Regions from separate parts of the Homo sapiens genome. Here region 1 is linked to region 2. Evidence: read pairs that join two places in POLR2A ChIA-PET (ENCODE). Cell type or tissue: OCI-LY7. All regions are shown on one strand. Links, peaks and the distances in the headings refer to the core of each region. The heading gives the core; the rest is flanking DNA. Region 1 overlaps RASGRP4 (RAS guanyl releasing protein 4). Region 2 holds the start of LOC124904710 (a long non-coding RNA gene).

Region 1 (8,331 bases), core at 311-8,310, 120 kb before region 2:
TTAGGCTAGGGTCTCACTCTGTCACCCAGGCTGGAGTACAGTGTCATGATCACAGCTCATTGCAGCCTTAAACTCCTGAGCTTGATGGCTGGGCACGGTGGCTCACACCTGTAATCCCAGCATTTTGAGAGGCCGAGGCAGGCGGATCATCTGAGGTCAGGAGTTCGAGAACAGCCTGGGCAACATGGTAAAAACCTGTCTCTACTAAAAATACAAAAATTAACTGGGTCTGGTGGTGCAGGCCTGTAATCCCAGCTACTCGGGAGTCTGAGGCAGGCGAATCGCTTGAACCTGGGAGGTGGAGGCTTCAGTGAGCCAAGATTTCGACACTGTACTCCAGCCTGGGAGATAGAGTGAGACTCTGTCTCAAAAAACAACAATGAAAAGGCTGAGGGGGAGGCTCCAGCAGTCCTCCCCCTCAGCCTCCCAAGTAGCTGGGACTACAGGCATGGGCCACCATCCCTGGCTAATTTATTTTTAAATTTTTTTTCAGCCAGGCGCGGAGGCTCACACCTGTAATCCCAGCACTTTTGGAGGCCAAGGTGGGTGGATCGCCTTAGGTCAGGAGTTTGAGACCAGCCTGGCCAACATGGTAAAACCCTGTCTCTACTAAAAATACAAAATTAGCAGGGCATGGTGGTGCACCCCTGTAATCCCAGCTATTCGGGAGGCTGGGGCAGGAGAATTACCTGAATCCGGGAGGCAGAGGTTGCAGTGAGCCGAGATTGCACCACTGCACTCCAGCCTGGGCGACAAGAGCGAGACTCTGTCTCAAAAAAAAAAAAAAAAAAAAAAAAAAATTTCTGGAGATGGGGTCTCGCTATGTTGCCCAGGCTGGTCTGAAACACCTGGGCTAAAGTGATCCTCCAATCTTGGCCTCCCAAAACGCTGGGATTACAAGTGTGAGCCACACTGTACCCAGCCTATAATTATTTCTTAAAAACCCAGATTTTATCAAGGGTGTGTCATCACTCTCAAAACTTCCCTAGCTTAGCCCATCTTACAAGGCGCTATAGGATCTTCCCAGGGCATCTTCGGCTTAATTTCCTGCCACTTTCTGACCTCAGCCAGTCCTCCCCATGGGGACTGCAAAGTTCTCTGCTAGCCTGTCTCCCATCTGTCTCCCTCACAGTCCAGCTCCGGACCAGACACACTGAAAGCAGAGAGGGATCAGCACCATGAGTGGATGGATGACAGGGAGGAGGAATGCTGGCAGAGCCTGGGGGTCTGGGATTTGGAGGAGCAAGGACTTCATGTGGTACCAGGACCCCTGGGCAGGAATGGACAGGGCTTGGGGAATTAGGTGTGGGGGCTCAAGACAGCTGACCACTTGGAGCTTTGGGGAGGGTAGTGGGATTCACCTTGGTGCTGTCAGGGCTCAGGTGGGCATGGGAGTCCTTGAGTCTGGAGATGGCACTGTGACACAGGCCCCCTGTGACTGCCATCAGCGTGTTGAAATTCTGCAGCTGGTGGAGCCTCTAGGAAGAGAAGCATGCACACAGGGCCGTCACGGGAGGGAGGGCAAGTCAGGAGTTCAGATGACAGCATCCCAGTTGAGGTGGGGTCCCAGGCATGTGTGGACCAATGTGGGGATCAGACAGGTGAGAGAAGGCGGGTGTGTGCGGCAAGAGTGGGACATGCCATGTGTGGGCCTCACAGGGGTGTCAGATGGCTATCTGAGCCGGGAGGGTCAAGCAAGTGATTGACTGATACGAGGTTAGAAAATCTGGGGAGACAGGAAGTACGAGAAGTTGGGCGGATTTGGGGAATAGACAGGTGTGTGTCAGGTGGAGGAGGCTTCAGACATGTCAGGGTGTCAGCCATCTGGGGGTCTGACTGCTCTGAGAGTCACACAGGTGCGGGGAGGCAAGAAGGTGCAGGCTCTGGGCAGGAGCTGGGAGCCAGGCAGAGGTGAATAGGGCCAGAGAGATATGGAGGAGTCAGACAGATGCTAGACAGGTGTGGGGCCACCAGGGCAGCTGGGGAATTCCCTTGCCCTCCTTTTGACAAATTTCGGCAGAGGTTGCTGTGGAGAGAGTGGGGCCAGGGAGGAATGGAAAATGCTCAGACTAAGGACACCCCAGGCGGACGTCGAGACCCCCAGGTCTCAGGGGCCCTGCAGGAGTAAGCAAGCCAGGGAAGACACCAGAGGAAGGGCGTGGTCTGCGTGGAAATACGCAAGGGGGCGCGGCCACAGCGGGGCCGTAGGGCTTCCCTTTTCCCCAGAAGGGCGAGAAGGTGTCCGGAAAGGAGGGGGAAGGGAGGGGAAGAGAAGGGCGTAACACAATGGGGCGGGGCGGGGAGAGCCCGGACGCAATGGGGAGCGATGCACAATCCCGAAGCGACCGCTGGGGCCTGGGGACTGGGGATTGAAGCCTCGGGCTTCCATGCCCCACAAAGGTGGGGGCATGGAAGAGACACTCTCATTGACCTGGGGATAGAATATTCGGGCATAGGGCTTGGGAGCCTGTCACGTCTAGGGCCAAGGGGTGGGGCCACGGTGGGTGCGACGCGGTGACATCAAGGCCAAAGAAGAAGTTACGGTCCTTGGTTGGAATGCCCAGGCTGTGGCCTCGGGGGCGGGGCCGGGAGATGCGTGACGTCACCGCCGGGATGACCCTGTGGGGTCGAGGGTCTGGAAGGGGAAGGACCAGGTGGCTGCGTGCAGTGGAGTTCGCAGCCCCAAGGGGCGGGCCTCACCTGTGCCACGTGAATGAACTTGTCCAGCACCTGTGCACGCTGTAGGGGCCCGGGACGGCTCAGCACCATCACCTGCACCCAGCGGGACACGCTGTTGCTGAGACCTACGGAGCCCTCCAGGGCCGGGCAGCCTCGTACTGAGCCCTGCAAAACGTAGCTCCGCAGGTCCTGGGGCTGGGAGCGAGGTGGGTGTCAAGGTGGGCCGTGGCGCTCAGGCCCTGCCCTTCCATGGCATCCAACTAGCAGTCACGATCTCTGATGTCCTAGCCTGGTCTAGCCGGAGTGACCTTTGTCATCTGTCCCCCAACCCTCAGGCTGCTACATGTCCTTAACGTCACCATGCTCCTCTCCCATCTGAGGAGGCATGTTTCAATATAGCCAGGCACTATATTTGACAAGTAATCATATTAAATAATTTAATCCTCATAACTCTATGAGGTGAGTATCATTCCATTTTAGAGGTGAGACAGTTGAGGCACATAGAGGATAGGTAATTTGCCCAGGGTCACACAGGTGTGAGTCAGGGTGGGCGTCTATATGCTCTTAACTGTACACCTGACTGGTATACAGTAAGCAAAGGGAAGGCTGGGGAAGATGAATTGAAATCAACCTCTATCTGTTCTGCCCAAGGAGTGTTCATTTCATACCCACATCCACTACACTGAGTATATTTGCATACACACTCACACACACAACACACACATACAATCGGGACAGTTTCACATGAAGGAAACAGATCCCCACCTTCCCTTGAAATGATGATGTCCAGATGGCAAAAGCTAATGCATATATATGTTGAAGCACATGAAACTGATCCTTGGGTAGGTAATATATGACAATTTCAAATGGTTCAAGCAGATAGCATTTACCCTGGACCAGGCACTGTTCCTGCAAGGCAGGAACTGTGCATATCCCCTTTTTACAGATGAGGAAACTGAGGCACCATGAATTTAAATGCTTGTTGAATAAATGATAAAATATTTTGAGCACTTACTAAGTGCCAGTCGCTGCAATAAGCCTTTTATTTATTTATTTTACTTTTTTGTTGTTGTTGTTTTTCGAGACAGAATCTCGCTCTGTCGCCCAGGCTGGAGTGCAGTGGTGTGATCTCAGCTCACTGTAATCTCCGCCTCCTGAGGTTCAAGTGATTCTCCTGCCTCACCCTCCCAAGTAGCTGGGATTACAGGCATGCACCACCACACCTGGATAATTTTTGTATTTTTAGTAGAGATGGGGTTTCACCATGTTGGCCAGGCTGGTCTCAAACTCCTGACCTCAGGCGATCTGCCTGCCTTGGCCTCTTTAACTCATTTTCCTGGACCTTCTAGCATACAGGTTTGAGTTTAAGACTTTGAGATCTCTGCCGAATGACCATGCAGGTGTCCTCTCAGTCCTACCTTCCCCCAGCCAATCCCTCCCCTACCCCAGTGTCTCCCCTGCTTGGGACGGGGATGGGAGGGGGTCCTCACCGTGATAGCCTGGAAGGACCGGAACTCCAGGTAGGTGAGGTGCTGAGCCAGCTCCCCCGTCTCCAAGTGGTCGAAAAGCAAGGACACTTTGCGCTTTTTGCCCAGGCCTGGGCTGCTCATTGGGAGTGGGGGGCCAGGGCCACCAGGGCTCAGGCTGGGGGCCAAGAGGGGCAGGGTATTGGAGTGGCTCACAGTTGAGGGCTTGGGGATATAGAGGGAGATGGCAGAATGGCGATGGGGCAGGGAAGAGGGGAGCACAGGGCTGACTCACAGGTCAGAAGAGTCTCCCAGTCTTCTCTGGGCTGAGTTGCCCTCCCGGGCCACGGTGGCCCAGAAACGACCTATGACTTCTTCTAGCTGGGGATCCTGGTGCATCACCTCAGGGTGTCGCATCAGCCAGTACCTGAGAGTGGTTTGGAGATGGTGAGATGAGGCCGGGGGTGGCGAAGGTCTCTACAAGGGGTATTTTGGGCTGAGGAATTTCTAGGTGCTGAGCTAGGGGGTCTCTAAATGTGTGTGGGGGTCCCTGGAGGGTTGGGGTTTGGAGGGGCACCAGGCTTGGAGAATCTCTGGAGTAGGATGGGGGTCTCTTAACAGAGACTGGGGGGATCTGTGGGAAACAGACCGGGGAGTCACTTGGAAGTGGGATTATTGGGAAGCAAGATCGTGGAGCGTCCTAGGAACTAGACTGGGGGCTTCCGGGGGTGAAATTTTTGGAGGGACAGAATGAGGGGGTCTTATGGGCTAGGCTGGGGTCTGTGGGAGGTAGAGATTTTGGGGATCAGAGTTGGAGGTCTCTGGGCACCAGCTAGGAGGGTCTATGGGATCTGGTTGGTGAGGGGGGTCTCTAGGAAGTGGGGGTTCTAAGGAACGGAACTAAGAGGGTCTTAGGAACCAAGCTACAGGTGTCTCAGAAGTGGGATTTTGGCCTGTGGGGCTGGTTGGGTCTGTGGGAACTGGCCTGGGGATTCTCTGAGGAATGTTTTTTGAGGGGGAAGCAGGATGGAAGTCGTGGGTCCTGAGAGTGGGGATCTCGGCCCAGCCCTACCTGACCAGGTGACAGATCTGCAGCCGTCTCAGCTCCTGGGTGTCCCCTGTGGCCTTCTGGTATTTGAGTTCTGGTCAAGGCTCTGTTTTCCAGGATCCATGACCTGCCTGCTCCCCATTCCCATTGCCCAGGTTCTCACGACTCTGCCCTCTGCCCTCCACCCATAGCTCACAGTCCTGGAGGATATGAGGTCAGCAGGCGGGCAGCCAGGTCGGCGGACGGCAGCACCCAGCTGTGCATGGCCAGCACCATGTTGAGCATGTGGTCCTCGTGGCACAGGCTGCCAGCTGAATCTGGGGTGGAAGGAGGGGTACTCTGTGACAGAATGGCCCTCAAGCAATGCAGAGCGTAGCTCCAGATCCTGCCGGACCACCTGGTTCAAAGACCAGCTCTAACGGTGATCCCCAGCATGACCTTGGACAGGCAACCTAACCTCCTGTGCCTCAGTTTCCTTATCTGTATTGTGCATGGGGCAGCATCACCCCTGGCAAGTCTTGCTGAAGATTGAAATAGCACCAGACTGGCCGGGCACAGTGGCTCACACCTGTAATCCCAGCACTTTGGGAGGCTGAATCGGGCGGATCATATGAGGCCAGGAGTTCGGGACAAGTCTGGCCAACATGGTGAAACACCGTTTCTACTAAAAACACAAAAATTAGCTGGGCCTGGTGGCATGTGCCTGTAATCCTAGCTACTCGGGAAGCTGAGGCAGGAGAATCTCTTGAACCCAGGAGGTGGGGGTTGCAGTGAGCTGAGATCAGGCCACTGCACTCCAGCCTGGGTAACAGAGCGAGACTCTGTCTCAAAAGAAAAAGAAAAGAAAAGAAAAAAGATTTATATAAATATATATAATATACACATATATTATATATATATATAAATGTATATATTTCCATTTCAGGAAAGAAGAAATGCAGGTGTTTCTGTTATCTCTAATGTAGTGATTGAGTTTCATTCCACCCAGCCCTGTTCTCATTTTACCTCCAAAAACTGAGGTGGAGAGAAGCGAGTGCTGAGCCCGAGGTTAGGGCCAGGGAGGCTGCTGGGGAGAGGACACTTACCGAAGGACTGGATGCATTTCTCCAGCAGCTCATCTTCGCTGCAGCCGCCCTCACTCAGCAGGCCCAGGTTCATGGAAGCCATGACCTTGCTGATTTCCCGAGGGCTGGGGCATGTCTTGTGGCGGCGCACTTGGCGGGGCCGGCCTCGCCCTCCTATTTTTCCGGTGCATTCCTGGTGGGACTTCCTGTGGGCACAGCCCCCAAGGAGTCATGGGAGCACCTTCTTTCGGACAGACCCTAGAATTCCTTTTGACTCTAATGCCCCAAGGCACCACGGGAGAGGCTTCCTAAAGGCAAAGCCCCAGGGTTACCCCTGACCTACCAGGGACTCTAGAGAGAATCCCCAGGAATATTCCAGATCCCTGGGGGAATCATGGGAGCCCTCTCCCACAAGCAAACTCCCAGGGATATTCCTGCTCCCTTCAGGGAATCAGAGAGGAAGATCCTCAAGACCAGGGGTCCCCAGCCCCTGGGACACAGACAGGTACCAGTCCGTGGCCTGTTAGGAACCAGCGGGCAAGCAAGCACCCCCGCCTGAGCTCCACCTCCTGTCAGATCAGCTGGGGCATTAGACTCTCTTAGGAGCATGAACCCTATTGTGAACTTCACATGCGAGGGATCTAGGCTGCGTGCTGTTTATGATGCCTGATGATCTAGGCTGCGTGCTGTTTATGATGCCTGATGCCTAATGCCTGATGATCTGTCACTGTCTCTCATCACCCCCAGATGGGAGCATCCAGTTGCAGGAAAACAAGCTCAGGGCTCCCACTGATTCTCCATTATGGTGAGCTGCGTAACTATTTCATTATATATTACAATGTAATAATAATAAAAATAAAGCACAGGATACATGTAATTAACTTGAATCATCCCCACACCATCCCCACCCCCTTCCACAAAACTGGTCCCTGATGCCAAAAAGCCTGGGGACCGCCGCTCAGGACTGCTCTGAATCTCCCAGGGAATCACAGTAGAAGACCCCTGGGACCACTCAAGACCCCTCAGGGAATCATAAGAACTCCTTCCCCAGGCATTGCCCCCAACTTCCTCTTGACTGCTTCCAGGGCATCCTGGAAGAGACTTCCTTTTGGCAGATCCCAGGATTACTCCTGGCCTACCAGGGACTCGGGAGAAGACCCCTGGAATCTCTTCTGTCCTCCCCAGGCAGAGGCATGGGAGGACCTGCCTTCAGGAATTGCCTCCTCAGGGCTCCCGTTTGGTCTCTAACACCCTCCCCTCCTTCCTCCCACAGCCCTCAAGAGAGCAAGGCTCTTGGACCAGTGTGATGGCTCACGCCTGTAATCCCAAAGCTTTGGGAGGCCAAGGTGGGTGGATCACTTGAGGCCAGGAGTTCGAGACCACCCCGGCCAACATGGTGAAACCCCCATCGCTACTAAAAATGCAAAAATTGGTCAGGCGTGATGGCGGGCGCCTGTAATCCCAGCTACTCAGGAGGCTGAGGCAGGAGGGTCGCTTGAACCCAGGAGGTGGAGGCTGCAGTGAGCCGGAACTGCATCACTGTGCTCCAACCTGGGTGACAGAGTGATTTCTGTTTCAAAAATAATAATAAAAAAATTAAAAAGAGAGGCCAGTCACAGTGGCTCACGCCTGTAGTCCCAGCACTTTGGGAGGCTGAGGTGGGTGGATCACTTGAGGTCAGGAGTTCGAGACCAGCCTGGCCAACATGGTGAAACCCCATCTCTATTAAAAATACAAAAATTAGCCAGGCGTGGTGGTGGGCTCCTGTAATCCCAGCTACTCAGGAGGCTGAGGCAGAAGACTTGCTTGAACCCAGGAGGCGGAGGTTGCAGTGAGCCGAGATCGTGCCACTGCACTCCAGCCTGGGCAACAGAGCGAGTCTTAGTCTCAAAATAATAATAATAATAATAGTAATAATAGTAATAATAATTCTCCCTCTGCCTGGTGCCTCCCAGAGGCTGCTGTTCCTGATAGGGGAAGAGGGTAATGGAGAGACAAGGATGGTGGGAGCAGGGAGGCTGCTGAATCCAAGCTTCAGACGAAAGTAGAATCCAGAAATTTTTGCCAGCTGTTG
Region 2 (8,331 bases), core at 123-8,122:
TCTTCTTGTTAAGCTGTGTTTGGTGCCACTGCCACCCCACTCCTGGTACCATTTCCAGTTCTGATTCTGCTCTTTCAGTCCAGGGAAAGAGACTCACTCAGAATCGCTCAAATAACAGGGAATTTATTATAAGAATTAATGTAGAACAATAAGGGAGGCAAAATGTCATAGACTTGAAGAATGAGTTGCATTATGAATTCCAGACAGTGGAACCAAAAACTTGAGAATTTAAGGGGAACTTGGCAGTGGGAGATTTAGGAGCTCTCTGATGATCCCAATTAATCTGCCTCTACTGTTGTCTGCCTTTATTCACCTCTTGCTGCCGGCTGATTTTTCCTACCCTCTGCAGCTTTTGCTAAATGGGTGGTTTCTGGTTCCTCATTATTTCAGCTTGCGCATGGTTCATCCTGGCCCAACCATATGTCCTAGCTTCTGCCAACTCTTCATTTCTGCTTCCTCTTGATTTCAGCGCATAGATGGTTTACTGTGGCTCTCCAGGCTACCATGGTGGGGAGCTGCCAGGCCCTGGGAGAGAGGAGGGCAGAGGCTTCATCACATACCCCCTATCTTTCCTTTCTTTTCCTCAGCGTCCTGGATCTCAATGCCTTTGAGAGACAGAACAAGGCCGAGGGGCTGGGCATGGTGAATGAGGATGGCACTGGTGAGGCCCTCCCTTGGGCTTCCCACCCCCTGAGACATCTTCCTTTGGGATTCCTCCCACCCCACCCCCACCCGCCATTGCCCAGAGCTCCCTTCCTCCAAGACACTGGTTCCCAAGGGCTCCCTCGGGTCCCTCCCTCTGCTGTGGTCCCCCAGTCCCACCCCCTCCATCCCCCTGGGGTCTCCCTCCCCATGTCCACCACCCACCTCCGCCCCCCCCCGCCACCAGAAGTCATTCTGTCTTGTGTTCTCACCCATCACTACATGGACCCCACCCTCCACGTGCCCCAAATGTCACGCCCTGGTTGCTGTTCTCTTATTAATGTCCCTAATCCGGGTTAATCGCGTCTCCTCTTTGCCGTGTTGTGACGTGTCTAACCTTTCTACCCGGATCCTCGCTCCTGCCTTTCTACCTCTATGTCTTCATCTCTCTCTCTCCCTCTCCATCCTCTTCTTTCATTCCCTCTGCTTTTACCCTCATTTCCTACCCTCTTCCCTGCTAATCCATTTCCTTCTGTCTCCTTATCACTCTGCCTTTCTCTCTGTGGGTTGTTCCTCTCTCTCTGTGTGTCTTTCTGTGTCTCTGTCCCTGACTGTCATTGTGTGTGTTTGCGGTCTGTCTCCCTCTCTTTTTCTCTCTTTTCTCCTGCTTCCTCCTCCCATCCTGTTGGCTGCCCCAGTCATCAATCGCCAGAACGGTAATTCCCCCAGCCCACCCCCGTGCTGTGCTGCTGTCACCCACCCCTCCTAACCCCGTCCACCCCTCCACCTAGGGGCTGAGGATCTGGGACGTGGAGGGGAGGGAGGGACCCTTCAGCAGGTGCACCCTGCCAGTGCAAAACCTGGAGATCAGGAGTCTGGGGAGCATGATTCAGGTCCCAGATCAGCCACTGAGAATACATGGGCCTGTGAACAAGTCTCTTACCTTCCCTAAGCTTCACTTTCCCCATGTGTGAAGCAGAAGCTAGAGAACATGGTAAAGATCTCTTTCCAGCTGGATATTGTCGGACTTCCAGACCCAGATTCGCAGTCCCGGTGTGGAGTGATCCCCACTCCCACCTACTCTGCTCTCTGCACCCCGACCTCAGATTGGTCAGTCAGCGTTTCCCATCCACCAACCGAATTGGTTGCCTCCGGCATCCACTCTGATTGGTGTGCGCCTGCCTCCTCTGCGCCTGCCTCCTCTGTGCCTGCTCTGGTTGGCCCATTTGCGGTCTAGCCTCCTCCCCTACCGCCCACCATGATTTGCTTCTTTCAGATGCCCATTCTGATTGGCCCTTGTTTACACGCCTCCCCTGTGCTACTCCTGGATTGGCTGCTTTCAAGGCATCTGGGCCAATTGGCTGGCTTTCAATCCCCATCCCTTATCCCTCCCAGCCCAATCTTCCCCTGCCCAGAGCCTTTGTGTGAAGGTGACCCAAACCCCCATAATCCATTAACCTCCACGGTCTGAAGGGGGGCTGAGGGCATTACCAGCTGCCTGAATGTCTGCTAGGTCAGCAGACTCTCCCGAACGTAACACAAGTGGTGACATCAGAGGGCACTGATGTAGAAAGACACTTGAGGCCCCAGCTTCATGACTCAGGGCCCCTTGGGTCTCCGTCTGCTGATGTCATGGGCTCTGAGGTCAAGACCGCCTGGCGTCATGGATGCCCATGGCCCTCACAGTGTCTTTGGAGTGGCAGCTGCTCCTCCCAGCACCCCCATGCTTTGTGCATGCGTGTGCAGTGTGCATGGGCCTTGTGCATGTGTGCGCTGTGTCTTGGCGCATCTGACCCCTCCTGGGCCCTGTCCCCTCCCTTCCACCTAGGAGAGAAGGTCATGGCGGATGATGAATTCACACAAGACCTGTTCCGATTCCTACAATTGCTCTGTGAGGGGCACAATAATGGTGAGGAGGAGGGGTGTGGGGTGGAGGGGAAGCCGAGGTTTGGGGCTGGTACGGAAGGGTTGACTGAATTAGTTTCCGCCCCTCCTCCTCCCCCGGTCAATGATGGCCACTCTCCAGCCAGTGTCAATCCACCTAGCTTTCAAAATCTCTCTGGAGGCTGGGCGCAGTGACTCAGGCCTATAATCACAGCACTTTGGGAGGCAAAGGCTGGTGGATCTCCTGAGGTCAGGAGTTCGAGACCAGCCTGGCCAACATGGTGAAACCCCGTCTCTACTAAAAATATAAAAAAAATAGCAGGGCGTGGTGGCACATGCTTGTAGTCCCAGCTACTCAGGAGGCTGAGGCAGGAGAATCGCTTGAACCCATGAGATGGAGGTTGCAGTGAGCCAAGATCGCACCATTGCACTCCAGCCTGGGCAACAGAGCAAAACTCCATCTCAAAAAAAAACCTCGCTGGAATTTCTGGAATCTAGCCACTTTGTTTCCCCCTCATCTCCTCTGGCCAGTCCAATTCCCCAAAAGCAACCTGCCAAAAACCAATTTGGCCAAAAATCAATTTGCCCAAATGGACAATTTGTCACATGCTATTTTCCCACAGGCGCTCTGCAGTGGCTGCCAAAGTTCTATACACGTGGTGGATTTCTGTACTTTAGGTCCAGAAAAGACCTAAGGGAAAAAACTGCCTGGCATTTAAAAATAAATCTATTAGAATCACTTGTTTATTTTGCTTATAAAATCTTTGCAGAGGAAAGATCTGTACAAAGGCCTACAGATTCTTTCCTATCTTAAGCAAGAGTTTTGTTTTGTTGTGGTTCAGCCAATTTAACAAGATTGAGGATGACAGCAAATTAATTACACAACATCAATGATGAGAAATGCAGTCTCATGCAGCAAACCTAGCTTACAACTTTACAGAACAGACAAAATTCTGCACAAAAAACATTCTACCCAATGCCATTTCCTATAACAAACATGTACAGTCTCAAGATTGTGGTTATAACCTTTAGCAGGTGATTAGGAAACCACAGACTACCCGGAAATCAACTTTCGTGACAAGAATTGGAGTAATTAGTAATCTTACTTCCATAGAACCTTCACCCACTTGGTTAGTGCTCTTTAAGGTAACTGATTTGTAAATATCTTTAATCTTCATTCTTTTTCTTTCAACAAAGGATAAAGTATGATCTCTTTGTCTTGAATTTTCAAAAGCTCTTGTGTCCACAACGAGTTTTTCAAGGTTTATTAAATACCTTTGTGCCATGGGACTAAGATTTTTTCTTTTTTTTTTTTTTTTTTTTAGACAGAGTCTCACTCTTGTCGCCCAGACTGGAGTGCAGTGGTGTGATCACAGCTCGCTGCAACCTCTGCCTCCTGGGCTCAAGTAATCCACCCCTCAGCCTCCCGAGTATCCAGGACTACAGGCATGCATCACCATGTCTGGCTAAGTTTTTTATTTTTTGTAGAGATGAGATCTCACTGTGTTGCCCAGGGGATCTCAAACTCCTGGATTCAAGCAATCCTCCTGCCTTGGCCTCCTAAAATGCTGGGATTACAGGTGTGAGCCACCATACCCAGCCGGGACTAAGATTTTCATTCTTTAATTTTAACTAAGATGGAATCAGTCTTTGGGTTTAAAATAAATTTTATTCCTCAGGAATATGAAGTTTTGAAAATGAGAATGTTGTTATGAAAGGGATTGCTGTCTCCCAACATATTTGCAACCCAGTCCTCGCCTAAATTCATGACCTAATCAAATAGATATTTGAAATATCTTTCAAATCTCAGACCCCTTGCATGTCTTGAGGAGTCAGTGCTATTCAAAGCAGACAAAAGGTTTGTCTCTCACTTATTTGCACATGTCTATAACAGGTGTTGTCAGTTGCCAGAATTTTTTTTACAGGAGCTGTGTATCTTTTATTTTTGCATATAGCCCAATTTAAATTAACACAATTTAATTTAACAATTTAAATTAACACAAATAAAGGAGTTAGAAAGCAGGGTTGATGGGAAAACCTGTACCTTTGCTTATAAAATTTTGAATATTTGAGTATGCTTTGTCTATGTCATGAAACTAGGCAAAATGGGCCTTCTGTTGAGCCAACCTGATAGAGCAATTGTGAACTGACTGTAAAAAAGTTAAGGGGAAAGAAAAACGGGGGGCAAAAATACTTTCAGGGGCTGTTAAAACCTTCCTGTGCAACATGATGTTGCTATAAACATTTAAAAGGACTTGGCTGGGCACTGTGGCTCATGCCTGTAATCCCAGCACTTTAGGAGGCTGAGGCAGGAGGATCACTTGAGCCCAGCAGTTCAAGACAAGTCTGGGCAACATAAGGAGACCCTGTCTCTACCAAAAAAAAAAAAAATCATATACTACAGTATAATAAACCTCCAATCATATACTACAGTATAATAAACCTCCAATCATATACTACAGTATAATAAACCTCCAATCATATACTACAGTATAATAAACCTCCAATCATATACTACAGTATAATAAACCTCCAATCATATACTACAGTATAATAAACCTCCAATCATATACTACAGTGTAATAAACCTCCAATCATATACTACAGTGTAATAAACCTCCAATCATATACTACAGTGTAATAAATCTCCAATCATATACTACAGTGTAATAAACCTCCAATCATATACTACAGTGTAATAAACCTCCAATCATATACTACAGTGTAATAAACCTCCAATCATATACTACAGTGTAATAAACCTCCAATCATATACTACAGTGTAATAAACCTCCAATCATATACTACAGTGTAATAAACCTCCAATCATATACTACAGTGTAATAAACCTCCAATCATATACTAAAGTGTAATAAACCTCCAATCATATACTACAGTGTAATAAACCTCCAATCATATACTACAGTGTAATAAACCTCCAATCATATACTACAGTGTAATAAACCTCCAATCATATACTACAGTGTAATAAACCTCCAATCATATACTACAGTGTAATAAACCTCCAATCATATATTACAGTATAATAAACCCCCAACTACCCATCACTCAGCTTTAACAGTTTGCTTTCACAGAACAATGTTTTTTAAATAGTGGGAACCAACCCATCAGACAGACGTTCATGAATCAGTTTCACGCAGAGGTTCTCATTGTAATTGTACACTGGCATGCCTGGGGAGCTTTAAAAGAGACTTAAGCCCAGGTTTTGCCTTTACAGGTTCTAATTCAATTGATCTGGGGTTGGGCCTGAGCACTGGGGTTTTTAAAAGCCTCCTAGTTGTCCTGATGTGCAGCCAAGGTTGAGAGGATGAGAAGCACACACTTCTTCTTTTGTAGTTAACTAGAGCAGTACAGGACAGAAAAGAACAGAATGCATGGCACAGAGTAAGGCAATGTGAAACTTCTCTTTCGGGAATAGGTGAATATAATTTCAGATTGAACACATGTATCAGGTCTCAATGTAAAAAGGATTTCCTCGGCTGGGTGTGGTGGCTTACACCTGTAATCCCAGCACTTTGGGAGGCCGAGGCAGGTGGATCACAAGGTCAGGAGTTGGAGACCAGCCTGTCCAATATGGTGAAACCCTGTCTCTACTAAAAATGCAAAAAAATTAGCCGGGCGTGGTGGCGCATGCCTGTAATCCCAGCTACTCAGGAGGCTGAGGCAGGAGAATTGCTTGAACCTGGGAGGCAGAGTTTGCAGTGAACTGAGATCATGCCACTGCACTCCAGCCTGGGTGACAGAGCAAGACTGTATCTCAAAAAAAAAAGGATTTCCTACCATAGATTGCAGTCAGAAAAGATTAAAAAATTACTGCACAAGAATATAAACTTCACAAGGGCAGGGGCTGGACATACGGCTCATGTCTGTAATCCCAGCACTATGGGAGGTCAAGGTAGGAGGGTTGCTTGAGGCCAGGAGTTCGAGACCAGCCTGGGCTGGTCTCAACAAAAAAATTAAAAATTGGCCGGATGTGGTGGCTCACACCTATAGTTCCAGCTACCTGGGAGGCTGAGGTGGGAGGACCACTTGAACCCAGGAGGTCAAGGCTGCAGTGAGCTATGATCATGCCACAGTACTCCAACCTAGGCAACAGAGGGAGACCTTGTCAAAAAAAAAAAAAAATCCCCCCCAAGGCCGGGGACTGTTTTTTTTTTTTTTACTACTGTATCCCCAGAGCCTAGAATACTGCATGACACATAGTAAGAACGCAACAAATTTGTTGTAGCAAAGAGGATGTGACAATCTTAATCTCGTGAGGATGTAGTATACACTCAATAAAATATGTTGAATAAATGAACAAGTGACCAATCCATATGTTCCCTGGCCTTTAGTAGGTGCTCAATAAATATTTGTTGGATAAATGCATGAATATCCCCAGCACATAGGAGGAATTTGATAAAATTGTTTGGAAACTAACGAGGAACTGAATCTCTATTTCTCCCTGCTACATAGTTGGTGGTCAATATACAAATTTGTTGGAAAAAACTGAATGAATAAATGACGCTCCACCACATTTGACACATAGCAGGCCCTCAATAATATTTATATTTTATTTTTTTATATTTATTTATTTTTTGAGACGGAGTTTCACTCTTGTTGCCCAAGCTGGAGTGCAGTGGCATGATCTAGGCTCACTGCAACCTCTGCCTTCCGGGTTCAAGCAATTCTCCTGCCTCAGCCTCCCAGGTAGCTGGGATTACAGGCACATGCCACCACACCTGGCTAATTTTGTATTTTTTTTAGTAGAGACGGGATTTCACCATGTTGGCCAGGCTGGTCTCAAACTCCTGACCTCAAGTGATCCACCCACCTGGGCCTCCCAAAGTGCTGGGATTACAGGTGTGAGCCACCGCTCCCAGCCTATTTTAAAATTATTTATTTATTTATTTATTTATTTTTGAGACGGGGTTTCCATCTTGTTGCCCAGGCTGGACTGCAATGGTGAGATCTCCACTCACTGCAACCTCTGCCTCCGGGGTTGAAGCGATTCTCCTGCCTCAGCCTCCCAAGTAGTTAGGATTGCAGGTGCCCACCACCACACCCAGCTAATTTTTGTATTTTTAGTAGAGACGGGGTTTCACCATGTTGGTCAGGCTGGTCTCAAACTCCTGACCTCAGGTGATCTGCCTGCCTGGGCCTCCCAAAGTGCTGGAATTACAGGCGTGAGCCACCCGGCCAGTATTTTTAGACAAATGAATAAATGATCATCCATCTTTCTCTGTCACATAGTAAGTACTTGATAGTTATTAAATAAATTGATGATGATATGCTTTCTGGCATACAATAGGAACTCAACACATGAGTATTGCATAAATGAATAAATGACCCACTGTTCATCTCCCCTAGCACATGGGAGGTGCTGGATAAATGACTTTTCATCTCCCCAGATTTCCAGAACTACCTACGGACACAGACAGGGAACACGACCACTATTAACATCATCATTTGCACTGTGGACTACCTCCTGCGGCTGCAGGTGAGGACGTGAGACGGTTCAGGTGTGACTTGGGTCGGGGGCTGCAGGGCCATGGTCGGCCCCAGCACCCCCTCACACCCTACCCGCCCCCACCAGGAATCCATCAGCGACTTCTACTGGTACTACTCGGGCAAGGATGTCATTGAAGAGCAGGGCAAGAGGAACTTCTCCAAAGCCATGTCGGTGGCTAAGCAGGTGTTCAACAGCCTCACTGAGTACATCCAGGTAGGGCGCTCCCCCTGGGGCGGGAGTGGGAAGGGAGGGGGTCCCGCATCGTGATCCCTGATCCCTTCTCGGGGATTCCC

Evidence for each region. ChIA-PET counts read pairs that join two places held together with the same protein. Peaks named below come from ENCODE experiments on the same cell type or tissue, not always from the same donor. Only the 100,000 strongest peaks of a DNase experiment are listed, where the experiment ranks them.
Region 1: POLR2A ChIA-PET joins it to region 2 with 10 read pairs; 3 of 35 experiments call an interaction of 5 or more read pairs at or near these places.

What each region holds. Positions count from the first base shown.
Region 1 is chr19:38,415,691-38,424,021 of GRCh38, forward strand. It overlaps RASGRP4 (RAS guanyl releasing protein 4), which reads right to left. Exons shown (of 17, transcript NM_170604.3): 2 at 6,279-6,463; 3 at 5,405-5,510; 4 at 5,218-5,280; 5 at 4,441-4,572; 6 at 4,170-4,323; 7 at 2,701-2,874; 8 at 1,362-1,478. Among named protein-coding and RNA genes, the nearest start is that of RASGRP4, 6.4 kb to the right of the region's middle. In OCI-LY7, for the core only: no CTCF peak of the experiment used is centred there; a DNase peak (open chromatin) is centred at 2,221; H3K4me3 peaks cover 718 bases.
Region 2 is chr19:38,535,410-38,543,740 of GRCh38, forward strand. It overlaps RYR1 (ryanodine receptor 1), which reads left to right. Exons shown (of 106, transcript NM_000540.3): 82 at 588-661; 83 at 1,341-1,358; 84 at 2,471-2,551; 85 at 7,938-8,026; 86 at 8,123-8,251. LOC124904710 (a long non-coding RNA gene) reads right to left here and starts at 1,704. Exons shown (of 2, transcript XR_007067250.1): 1 at 1,586-1,704; 2 at 104-525. In OCI-LY7, for the core only: no CTCF peak of the experiment used is centred there; a DNase peak (open chromatin) is centred at 3,572.